Regions from separate parts of the Homo sapiens genome. Here all the other regions are linked to region 3. The links are chromatin contacts, found by Hi-C or POLR2A ChIA-PET in ENCODE. All regions are on one chromosome and are shown on one strand. Each heading gives the region's core, a stretch centred on a gene start or an enhancer-like site at or near the end of the contact. The rest is flanking DNA. Distances are from core to core; before and after follow the strand shown. Region 1 holds the start of HAUS6 (HAUS augmin like complex subunit 6). Region 2 holds the start of DENND4C (DENN domain containing 4C). Region 3 holds the start of PSIP1 (PC4 and SRSF1 interacting protein 1).

Region 1 (3,402 bases), core at 855-3,354, 3.6 Mb after region 3:
GACTGGAGGTCATTATCTTAAGTAAAATAAACCAGGCACGGAAAGACAAATATCACATGTTCTCACATGTGAAAGCAAAAAAAGTGGACCTCATGGAGGTAGGGAGTAGAATGGTGGTTAACACAGTCTAGGAAAGGAAAAGGAGAGAAGGAGGGAGGAAGAGAAGTTGATTAATGGGTACAAATATACAGTTAGATAGAAGGAATAAGTTCTAGTGTTCAATAGTACATAAGTGAAACTATAGTTAAAAATAATTTATTGTGTATTTTAAAATAGCTAGAAAAGAACTGAAATGTTTCCAACACAAAGGAAAGATAAATGTTTGAGATGATGGCTATCCCATTTATCCTGATCTGATCCTTATACATTGTATAAGTGTATCAAAATATCAAAATTTTATATCCCCAAAATATGTACAACTATGAACATAAATAAAACAGGCCAGGCTCGGTGGCTCACATCTGTAATCCCAGCACTTGGAGTGGCCAAGGCGGGGGGATTGCTGGAGGCCAGGAGCTCAAGACCAGCCTGGGCAACATGCCGACCCTAGGCATGGTGCCACGCACCTGTAGTCCCAGCTACTCAGGAGGGTGAAGTGGGAGGATCGCCTGAGCCCAGGAGTTGGAGGCTGCAGTGAGCTGTGATCGCACAACTGCACTCCAGACTGGGCGACAGAGTGGGAGACCCTGTCTCAAAACAAAAAACAATGGCTCATATCTATAATCCCAGCACTTTGGAAGACCGAAGCAGGAGGATTGCTTGAGCCCAGGAATTTTGAGACCAGCCTGGGCAACATGGTTAGCTACTGTCTCTAAAATAATAATACTTTAAAAAAATAGAGGCCGGGCACGGTGGCTCACGCCTGTAATCCCAGCACTTTGGGAGGCCGAGGCAGGTGGATCATGAGCTCAGGAGATCGAGACCATCCTGGCCAACATGGTGAAACCCCGTCTCTACTAAAGATACAAAAATTGGTTGGGCGTGGTGGCAAGTGCCTGTAATCCCAGCTACTCGGGAGGCTGAGGCAGGAGAATCGCTTGAACCAGGGAGTTGGAGGGTGCAGTGAGCCGAGATCGTGCCACTGCACTCCAGCCTGGCAACAGAGGGAGACTCCATATGAAAGAAAAGAATTCCTCTTGGCCTACAGTGGGAATGATTAAATAGAGATACTGGCTAAAGTTGATAAAACAGAAGTGGAAAAAGTAGGGAAGGGGCTTTTACTTTCCATACTTTTCTTAAAAGGGTATTTGTTTTTAATACCCTTCTCCGTTGTTTTATGCTAACTCCAACATGCCTTACTAATTAAAAAATTAAAAATTATAAAATTAAACAACCACCTTCAAAGGCTCCCTTGAGTCCAAAAGGTGTTTTGTACATATGGTTCCCATGCTCTTCCACTACCACCCGCCATCCCTCCCACTACTTCACAGACCACCCCTCCACCACATAGGCAGAGTTAAGCTGCTCCTCCAGTCTTGCACTCTCCCCATCTGCAGACTTTTGCACTCCCCTACAGAGCGCTTCCGGCACTCTTGCATTATTTACTGTCTGTCTCTGCCCCTAGGCTGGCAGCAACTGGGAGTAGGAACTTTGGAGCCAATGCCTGGCACAGAGTAACTGCTCAACCAATTCTGATTAATCAACCTCCGGGGTCTACAAAAGGGGGAGTCCCCCGGCGTCCCCCGGTTCAGGCTCCCTCGCCCCGCCGGCCCCGGCCTCCTTACACTCCGAGGTGCGTGTGCGACACGATCTTTCCGCAGGCAATGGTTGCCGGGCCTGGCTCGAAGCCGAGCGCCTGCAGATACATCCAGAGATGCTCCTTCTCGAAAGCGGTGACCGAGGCCGAGCTCATCCTCGCGGTAGGCACGGTGGCTGCAAAGAAAGAAAGCGCAAGCCCAGGGGACTCGGAGGGCCCTCAAGATCCCTCCCTACGGTCAGCCTGAGGTCGCGGTGGTCCTTCCATTGCCAACGCCTGCTCCTTTCACGCCCAGAGCGATTTCGCCTCAAAGGGCCTCACAACCTCCGGGAAATTGAGTTTCTAACGGTATAGTGCGGCCACCACTGCCTCAGCGAAGCCACCACAAACCGAGACTCCCGCCCTTAAGGAAGAGCAGTGTGCGCCGGCGCCGCCAGGCGTCCGAGGGAGGAGGGACTTCCGGCAAAGACTATATCTCCCGCCATGCAATGCGTCCTTCTCTCCTCCCTTCCGGCCATGCCCAGCCAAGAAACTGCAAGACCCACCGGGCATTGCGCGGCCAGCGACTTGCTCTGCGCTTGCTTAACCGCTGTCGTGCCCAGATCCTCGGGCCTTCGGGTTTCTGATTCTTGGTTAGTGGGGTCCATTTGCTTGTGTATCCTAGTTGTTACGTCACAAAAAAGCCATAAATGGAGCACTATGCCTCGGTGTAGAGTTAAAGCATTGGTTCCATCCTCCGCTATGCTCACTGTGACTCTAATCAAGTCACGTAATCTCTGAGCCTCATTTCTGTCGTTAGCGAAATCTATGTCCTCAAATGCCGGATGTTCCTTTTCCTGCTTTAAATGAAATCTGGCTCTATACTCCCCTGCAGTCCTGCAGTCTTTTTTTTTTTTTTTTTTTTTTTTGAGACGGGGTTTCGCTCTTGTTGCTCAAGTTGGGGTGCAGTGACGCGATTTCGGCTCACTGCAACCTCCGCCTCCCGGGTTCAAGCGATTCTCCTGCCTCAGCCTCCCGAGTAGCTGGGATTAACAGGTGTCCGCCACCACGCCCGGCTAATTTTTTTGTATTTTTAATGGAGACGGGGTTTCACCATGTTGGCTGGCTGGTCTCGAACTCCTGACCTCAGGTTATCTGCCGGTCTTGGCCTCCCAAAGTGCTGGGATTACAGGCGTGAGCCACTGCGCCTGGCCGCCTGCAGTCCTCTTAATTTTTTTTTTTTTTTTTTTTTTTTTTTTGAGACGGAGTCTAGCTCTGTCTCCCAGGCTGGAGTGCAGTGGCGCAATCTCGGCTCACTGCAAGCTCCGCCTCCCAGGTTCACGCCATTCTCCTGCCTCAGCCTCCCGAGTAGCTGGGACTACAGGCTCCCACCACCACGCCGGGCTAATTTTTTGTATTTTTAGTAGAGACGGGGTTTCACCCTGTTAGCCAGGATGGTCTCGATCTCCTGACCTCGTGATCCGCCCTCCTCGGCCTCCCGAAGTGCTGGGATTATAGGCGTGAGCCACCGCACCCGGCCCGTCGTCTTAATTGACAGCTGTTGCCTACCACAAACCCCACTGACAACAGGGCCTGGAAGTGGATTGGGTAACCTGCTTTTAAGTCTCATTGCTACCTCTGGCAATGATTGTCTCCTGCCTCACTAAAATCACCTTAATAAAAGAGAGAGAGGCGGGGCACAGTGGCTCACGCCTATAATCCCAGCA
Region 2 (3,301 bases), core at 550-3,049, 3.7 Mb after region 3:
CTTTTTTTTCTTTTTTTTTTTTTTTCTGAGGCAGAGTTTTGCTCTTGTTGCCCAGGCTGGAGTGCAATGGCGCAATCTCGGCTCTCTGCAACCTCCGCCTCCCAGGTTCAAGCCATTCTCCTGCCTTAGCCTCCCGAGTAGCTGGGATTACAGGCATGCACCACCACGCCCGGCTAATTTTGTATTTTTAGTAGAGACAGTGTTTCTCCATGTTGGTCAGGCTGGTCTGGAACTCTCGACCTCAGGTGATCCGCCCGCCTCAGCCTCCCAAAGTGCTGGGATTACAGACGTGAACCACCGCGTCCGGCCCACAAGCTAAATTTTGAAGTATTAGATCCTTTCTTAAACTTTTGCTCTTCGGATTGTCAATGTCAAAGATAGTTTCCAGGGGGACCAAATTGGCCCCAAACTGTTATTAAATAAGCCTTAACTTTTATTGCTGCGCATTTCTTCTGAAATCAATTCTGACTGCTTACGTGGTTAGAAAAATAGTTTCTGCTATTGAATATAAAACTCAAATTATCCATGGCTATGCAATAAACTTCAGAAATAAATGGACAGCAGTGCATTTATGACCCAGGTATAATCTCACATTTTTATGCAAAAATACAGATTAAATAAGGAGAGTGTAATTTTCAGGAAAATGATTATTTATGTGGATACTCACCAGATATGCAGAAATCTTACCAGTTCTGATTTTGACCTGCCATGGAATCTGAAGTCATTCGCCTTTTTTTCCCCCCAGAGGTAAAAAAGTTATCTCTACTTCAAACCATTTCCTTCTTCCTAAATAACTAGTAATTGCTTTTTCATTTACTATGATAACTCAAAAACGTTGTTCAAAAATATCCTGCAAAATTTGCATTATAGAGAAACGACTCTGCAGGCGTCTGTGTCGATAATGAGGCTACACTTAGGAGGCGTGAGGGTACTGACTATGCAAATGAGCGATTTCTCCATTAGGAATTCCCATCCCCAAATCTGGGCCGAAGGAGAGACACCGAGCGCGGCCAGGGACTCACATGGTGCACTGGAGCCAAGGGGTTTCGGGAAGGGCCAGCGCGCGGGTCTCTCTAGAGCCCTCTACTCATGCGTGGGAATTCCAGATTCCTTCCCTGGGAAGGAATCTTCACGTATCTCCCGGCACTGTCCTCAGTGACCTTCAGCCACTCGGCATCACTTTCCCTGTCTTTGAAAACTCCGAGAGAAGCAGCCGCCACCTGCCTCAGGCCAAGGCAATAAACCCACATCACACCGCCAGTCTGAGCCCTGCAGGAAGGGGTGCACAGCGGCCTCCAGAGCGCTTTCTCCCCAGCTCTGTTTCTGCAGGCTCGGCCGCGCGAACGCTGAGGAGGGGATCGGAGGCCCGCAAGGCTCAGACCCCGCGCCCCGCGGGGGTCGCACAGGGGTCGGGCGGGGGAGGGGAGCGGTGGCTGCAGGGCCTCGGCCCTCCCCGGGGGAGGGGCCTGAGCACCGCACCGCCCCCCTCCTCCCTGCGTCTTCTCCCTCCCACCCCCCGCCCTTTTCCACCCGCCCCCGCAGGAGGAAAGGGAGAGGGAGGGGGAAAAGAAAGTGCTGTTTTGTGGAAAGGGGCGGAAGGCGGGGGAGAAAAAGGGAACAGAAACATGGCGGTCAGGTCTTGGGACGGCTGCGCCGCGGGCAGCTCCTAGGCGACGCGCCGCCCGCACTGTCCGACGGCTCACAGCGCGGAGGCACCCGCGCGGGCCAGCGCTCCGGCCATCGCCCCTGGCTGTAGGCGGCGCCCCTCGGAGACCCTGCCCGCGAGGCGGCGCAGGCGCAGACCGGACTGAGGCGGCGGCGGCCGCTGGAGCTAGTCCCCCGCCCTGCCCTGCCGAGCGCGCCCAGTCCGCGAATCCGGTGCTTTCTTGCCCCAGGAAGAAGCCGTGTCGGGGCTGCGCTGACAGAGGAGCAGGCAGCAGGTGAGGCTGCGGCGCGGGGCCTTTGGCGGAGGAAGCCTGCGCCGTGCCCTCGCGGGGCCTGCGCTGCAAGGCTGGGAGGGCGCGGGACAGGTAGAGCCCGGAGGGCTGAGTTCCGAGTGGCTGGCCCGCGGGGGGTCGCCGAGGAGGCGGAGAGTGGCCGCGGCTGGCGTTCGTGGCCTAGTTTCTCCGCGGTTTCCGGGGGCGGGGAGTCCCCGGATCCTGCGGGATGCAGTCGGGGAAAGGCTGCCCCTGAAGAGCCTCCCCGCGTCGCCCGCCGGGCCCATGAGAATCGTTTGCGTACAAGCGCGAGGGGTCTGGGCCCGGGGGACCGCCGGGGCGACGGCCGCTTTGGTGGGGGCCGGGGTGCGGAGGGAGCAGGATCGGGGCTTCCCAGAGGGGGTCGAGGCTGAGAGAGCGGAGAGCTAGAGCCAGGGGTGGCGGGCAGTCTCGAGAGGAGTCGGGGGACTGAGAAGTGTCGGGGACAACGGGGAGGAGGGGGACCTGGGCAGGTGTCTCTGGTGAATTGAAGACATTTCCTTCTCTGTCTTACGGTGGCCGATCCTCAGGGCTTCTTTGTCGGGGATGACTTTCTAGGAGGGCAGTATCCTTTTAACTCTGGAGTGACTAAACACAAAACCAAGGAATGAAGTCCTAAGGCTGACTCCTGTAAAGAGCTGTAACTTTTTCTGTTTTAAGAATGCTGTCACGTCTTTTTTTTTTTCCTCCCCTTTTCTGCTTGATAGACCTTTTCCCTCTCGAAGACCGTCTTTTATCTGCACTAATAAGGAATTACCCAGTTTTTAAATAGTACCGCCTCCTTCTCCCCTTATGTATGTTTGTCACACGGGAAAATTTAGGGTAGTTACCGCGGGTACTTGTGCAAATTTGAGGGAAAGTGTCATTTCCAGTAGTGAACCCTCAGCTGTCTCTTTGTGCCTCCGAGATACTGTCAAGCGTTGTAGCCTGAGAAATTGACCCACTGAGCCTGCTTAATTGTGTGCAAACCCGTGTTGAGGCGTTCTTCCTAGGCCCTAATTTACGTAGGAATAGGTTTTCCCTTCCGGTCTGTGTATAATGAGAGGGGAGAACGTTAGTGCTAAGGCGCTAAGTTCTGGATAAATACTTGATTTGATGTGATAGTGTGTATTACTCTATCAGAAATGCAGAGCGTTGTATGATTTTTCTGTGTACACGCGATAAGAGCAATATTAGTTGCAAAAGGAAGTTTTCATCTTTGAACATTAAAGGTATCCTTTATTCTTGATCACTATAGCATGCAAAAAAGAAACTATATTTTCTGTCCTGTTCTTTGTATTACTGTTAAAGAGTTGGTAAACTGCCGTCTTGCTGTGAGACTGGGA
Region 3 (3,471 bases), core at 137-2,636:
ATACTTTCAAGAATATCCAGTCCTGAATCTGTATTAAACAAGCAAATCCAGAAGGCCTCATCAAGTACAAGGTATTTTTTTTAAAACCCTGTAAATCCAATTTAATCACATACGCACTTCTCTGACATCCAAGTGTTTGTGTGTAATCTGCACAAATTCCATTGATATTTTGTACTTGATCCAAAACTATGGAAATGTCAATGTTTCACTAATTTTTAAACAAAAATTCACTCTTCATTATTTCACCTACAATGGAATATTAACTAGCAACGCATTTAAATATTTCCTAGGAAGAAAATCTGTCCAAGTCTGCCAATAAACCATAGGGAAATACACAGGTATGTAGAAACGTCTGGATTTTCATAATTACACGGGAGATTATTGGGCAAAAAACTAAAATGAAAGGTCAGGTTACAAATGAGACTAAAGCGAGGGAGAGAAAGGACAGAAGAAAAAATAAAGAGACACGGTGGGCAGCAGGCCTCTGGAGAGGAGGGTAGCACTGCTAAGCGCGAGGGCTACAAATCACTTACTCGAGCTGGCCAATGGGGATAACCTTTCATCTTGGCGAAGATGAGGTCTCCAGGTTTGAAATCGCGAGTCATGTTTCGGGGGCGAGACCGGGGGTCCGAAGCCCGGGAGGCGGCGAGGAGATGCGGCGGCGCGGGGATGCGGGCGGCGGACGCGGGCCCAGCTACCGGGCCCGCGGGCGGGGGAGGATGCCTCGGGGCGTCCCGACGCGCCTGCTAGGGAGAGCACCGAGGGCGGTTAAAGCGAAGAACCCCGAAGGGAGGGGCCGCAAGGGGAGGGGGAGGGGAACCGGCGGGTGGGGGTGGGAGAGCGAGGGGACGGCCGCCTCCCGCTCCTCCCCCGCCAGTGCGCTGCCTCCGCGCTGGAGCAGGTCCTCCACCCCGCCACCGAAGAGACGCCACCACCTGAAGCAGGGATGCTGCCCGGCCAGAAATCGCCCGTCTGCCCGCCCCATCTTTCTCCGGGCTTTTTCCACCGAGCTTAAGCCCCAAAAGGGAGGGGGTGCATGGGAGAGAAAAAGGCAGGGATTCCGAGAAGCGAGCGGCCCCCTTCCGCCCACGCAAGGCCTCCCCCGCAACCTGCTGCCCAGCGGCTGCAGCCTCGGCCCCCTCGGCTCCCGGGCGGGCCGCGTCCACTTCCCCGCTACAGCCAGGAGCGACGCCACCGAGGGGGGGGCGGGGCGAGTCCCCGTCGCCCGCTCACCTGCCGGGGCCGCGGGCGCCGACGCTGCGGTTGCTGGCCGGTCGCCTCTACCCGCGTCCACGCAAGCCACCTGCGCCACCAGCTGCCGCAGAGGCGTCTCAACGGCTCGGAATCGCAACCGCGCCGCCGCTGCCGCCGCCGTAGCTGCGCTGCTCCCGCGCGGCTCCCGCTCGGCGCCCGCTAGCACTGGGGCGCGACCAACTGTTTACCGAGAGAGGGGGGATGTTGCAGCACCCGGCGAAGCTGTGTGGCTCCGAAGCGGATTTTCTGGAAACCCTACGTCCCCAAGTTCGCTTTCATGTAACAGGTGCATGCAGATGGAGAGGAAGACGCAAGCGAAGAAGAAAGGACTGGGCGAAAATAGCTCGGCCTGCCGCAAGTTCCCCCTGCGGTTTGCGGAGTGGTCGGGCCCGGCCCGCCCCTGCTGGCTTCTCTGCGTGTGTGTATTTGTATGTGTACTGTATGTAAAAGGCGGGGAGGGAGGAAATGATTGTTGTGGACGCGGTTTTGGGGGCGGGTATCCGGGCCTCTCTCCCTTGGCTGCGTGTTAGGGAGAAAGTGGCAGTAAAGATTCATGTTCTTGTATCGTTTCCAGGGTGGGGAGGTTTGAATGCTGCTTTTGCGCGGTTTGCATCATCCAAAAAAGAGGAGCTGTACGAAAACCCTAAGATGAAATTGGAGCATGCGGCGGTTGCAGGGTGTGCTGCATCTAGGCCTCTTGCACCTCGCTGAATGGGCCTCGTAGTCTCCTTTTCCTTGAAATTGTAGTATGAGAGAGCCCTATTTCATTTCTTTTGCATTTGCATCACCAAGAACTATTAAGAAAAATGCAACCCTACTGAATGCAAAATGCGAAGGGTAGAAAACAATGACAGGAAAACAGAAACCTTTTAGATAGGATGTGAGTTTGGGCCCTAACTAAATTTTAGCTGCATCTAAATTTTATTTCCCTAGTAGAATAGGAGCTGGTAGGTGGTACAATGTGTAAGTGTTACTAAACCTCAAATATTTTCTCTCTTAAAATGCTCTTCAAGGGATTTTAAAGGTTAATTTTTTGATCCTTTAGAGAGGCTGAAAATATTTTTAAAAAGAATGTTAAGACATATAAAAATAAGAATAATAAGACATATATTAGCACCTAGATAATACTGTTTTAAATACGGGACTCAACTGGAAATGAATTAGGAAATTTTTTTTGAATTGGTAAAAATTGAGAATTTTTTGAAAGCGATACAGCATGTCTTTAAAAAGGAATGAAAGAAGACAGTCCCAAAGTAAAATGTCCTGTAAGGAGTTTCGAGAAACTAAGTATACCTGGGCAATATGCAGAGAGTTCCAAGTGGAGCAAAAAGAGAAATTGGCAGAGGAGAAGGAAGGGTTGGTGAAATGTCTTGAAGCTTCTCATTCTGAATATGAATTTAATGTGTGTAGTAGGAAGCTACTATAGGTTGCTCAGCAAGAAGGGGGTAAAAATGATTATTTAACCAGTTCTTGATGTTTCAAGGTAGATGTTAGTAGAAAGAGGCTGGGGGTAACTGGAGTACTCATGAAATGACGCATTTCTCAGTGAGAATGGTGACTAAGAAAAGGGAAGGAAGAGCACAACTAAGTAATTACACAAAGGAATGATTGTCAGGTGTTGGCTATAAATTATGCATAGGAAAAGGTGGAAAAAGATGTATTGAAGAAAAGCTCAAGATACAGAGTAAGAGAGACCAAAGCAGCATCCAGCAATCATTTTTTTGTGTGTATGCACTTTATTTGTTCTAAACCCTGTAAGGCCTTGCTACTTCAAGTGTGGTCCAAGGCCCAGCAGCAAGGGCTTTACCTGGGAGCTCAGGTAAAGCTCAGACCTTCCCCAGGCCTTCTAAATCATAATCTGCGTTTTAACAGGATCCCTAGGTGATTCTTACGCATATTCAAGTTTGAGAAACTGCTTTAGAGGATACCTCAGACTGTAAAAACTTCAAACTAAGAAAAACAGATATATAACAAGTTATAATTAACGTTAAAGATAACTTTTTATTAGTACTAATGGTAGGATTAACAGGTAAAGAGGGGGTAGTTAGTGTTAGAGGGGACCTCAGAAAAGAAATAAAAAAGGGAAAATGGAAAAGCATTGATGTTTTACTATTAGTATTTTCTGTTGTTTTTGTTGTTTTAAAAAAAGGAAGTACCATACTTAGCTCCTGCTGCCTTTAAGTTTTGTCCGCTTCAACCTGTGGTAGTTTGTGAACA

The links. Hi-C counts contacts between places; a loop is a spot of excess contacts on that map. ChIA-PET counts read pairs that join two places held with the same protein, here RNA polymerase II (POLR2A). Pooled maps may share reads with other maps.
Region 1: a loop to region 3 is called in a pooled map, with 31 times the contacts of the local background. The contact joins the promoter of HAUS6 here to the promoter of PSIP1 in region 3. A Hi-C loop is called at or near these places in 6 of 50 pooled maps.
Region 2: a loop to region 3 is called in a pooled map, with 9 times the contacts of the local background. The contact joins the promoter of DENND4C here to the promoter of PSIP1 in region 3. A Hi-C loop is called at or near these places in 1 of 37 single-sample maps with no recorded cell type and 6 of 50 pooled maps. POLR2A ChIA-PET finds 5 or more read pairs at or near these places in 2 of 52 experiments (B cell and activated T-cell).

What each region holds. Positions count from the first base shown.
Region 1 is chr9:19,100,800-19,104,201 of GRCh38, forward strand. It overlaps HAUS6 (HAUS augmin like complex subunit 6), which reads right to left and starts at 2,105. Exons shown (of 17, transcript NM_017645.5): 1 at 1,725-2,105. The coding sequence starts at 1,852. RefSeq lists an enhancer at 1,784-2,347.
Region 2 is chr9:19,228,894-19,232,194 of GRCh38, forward strand. DENND4C (DENN domain containing 4C) reads left to right here and starts at 1,800. Exons shown (of 33, transcript NM_001330640.2): 1 at 1,800-1,940. RefSeq lists enhancers at 958-1,207, 1,592-2,098, 2,099-2,604 and silencers at 1,238-1,537, 1,618-1,987, 2,208-2,347.
Region 3 is chr9:15,509,584-15,513,054 of GRCh38, forward strand. It overlaps PSIP1 (PC4 and SRSF1 interacting protein 1), which reads right to left and starts at 1,387. Exons shown (of 16, transcript NM_033222.5): 1 at 1,234-1,387; 2 at 534-746. The coding sequence starts at 605. RefSeq lists enhancers at 500-1,453, 1,454-2,406, 3,059-3,471 and silencers at 513-712, 813-862, 993-1,052, 1,063-1,272, 1,293-1,372.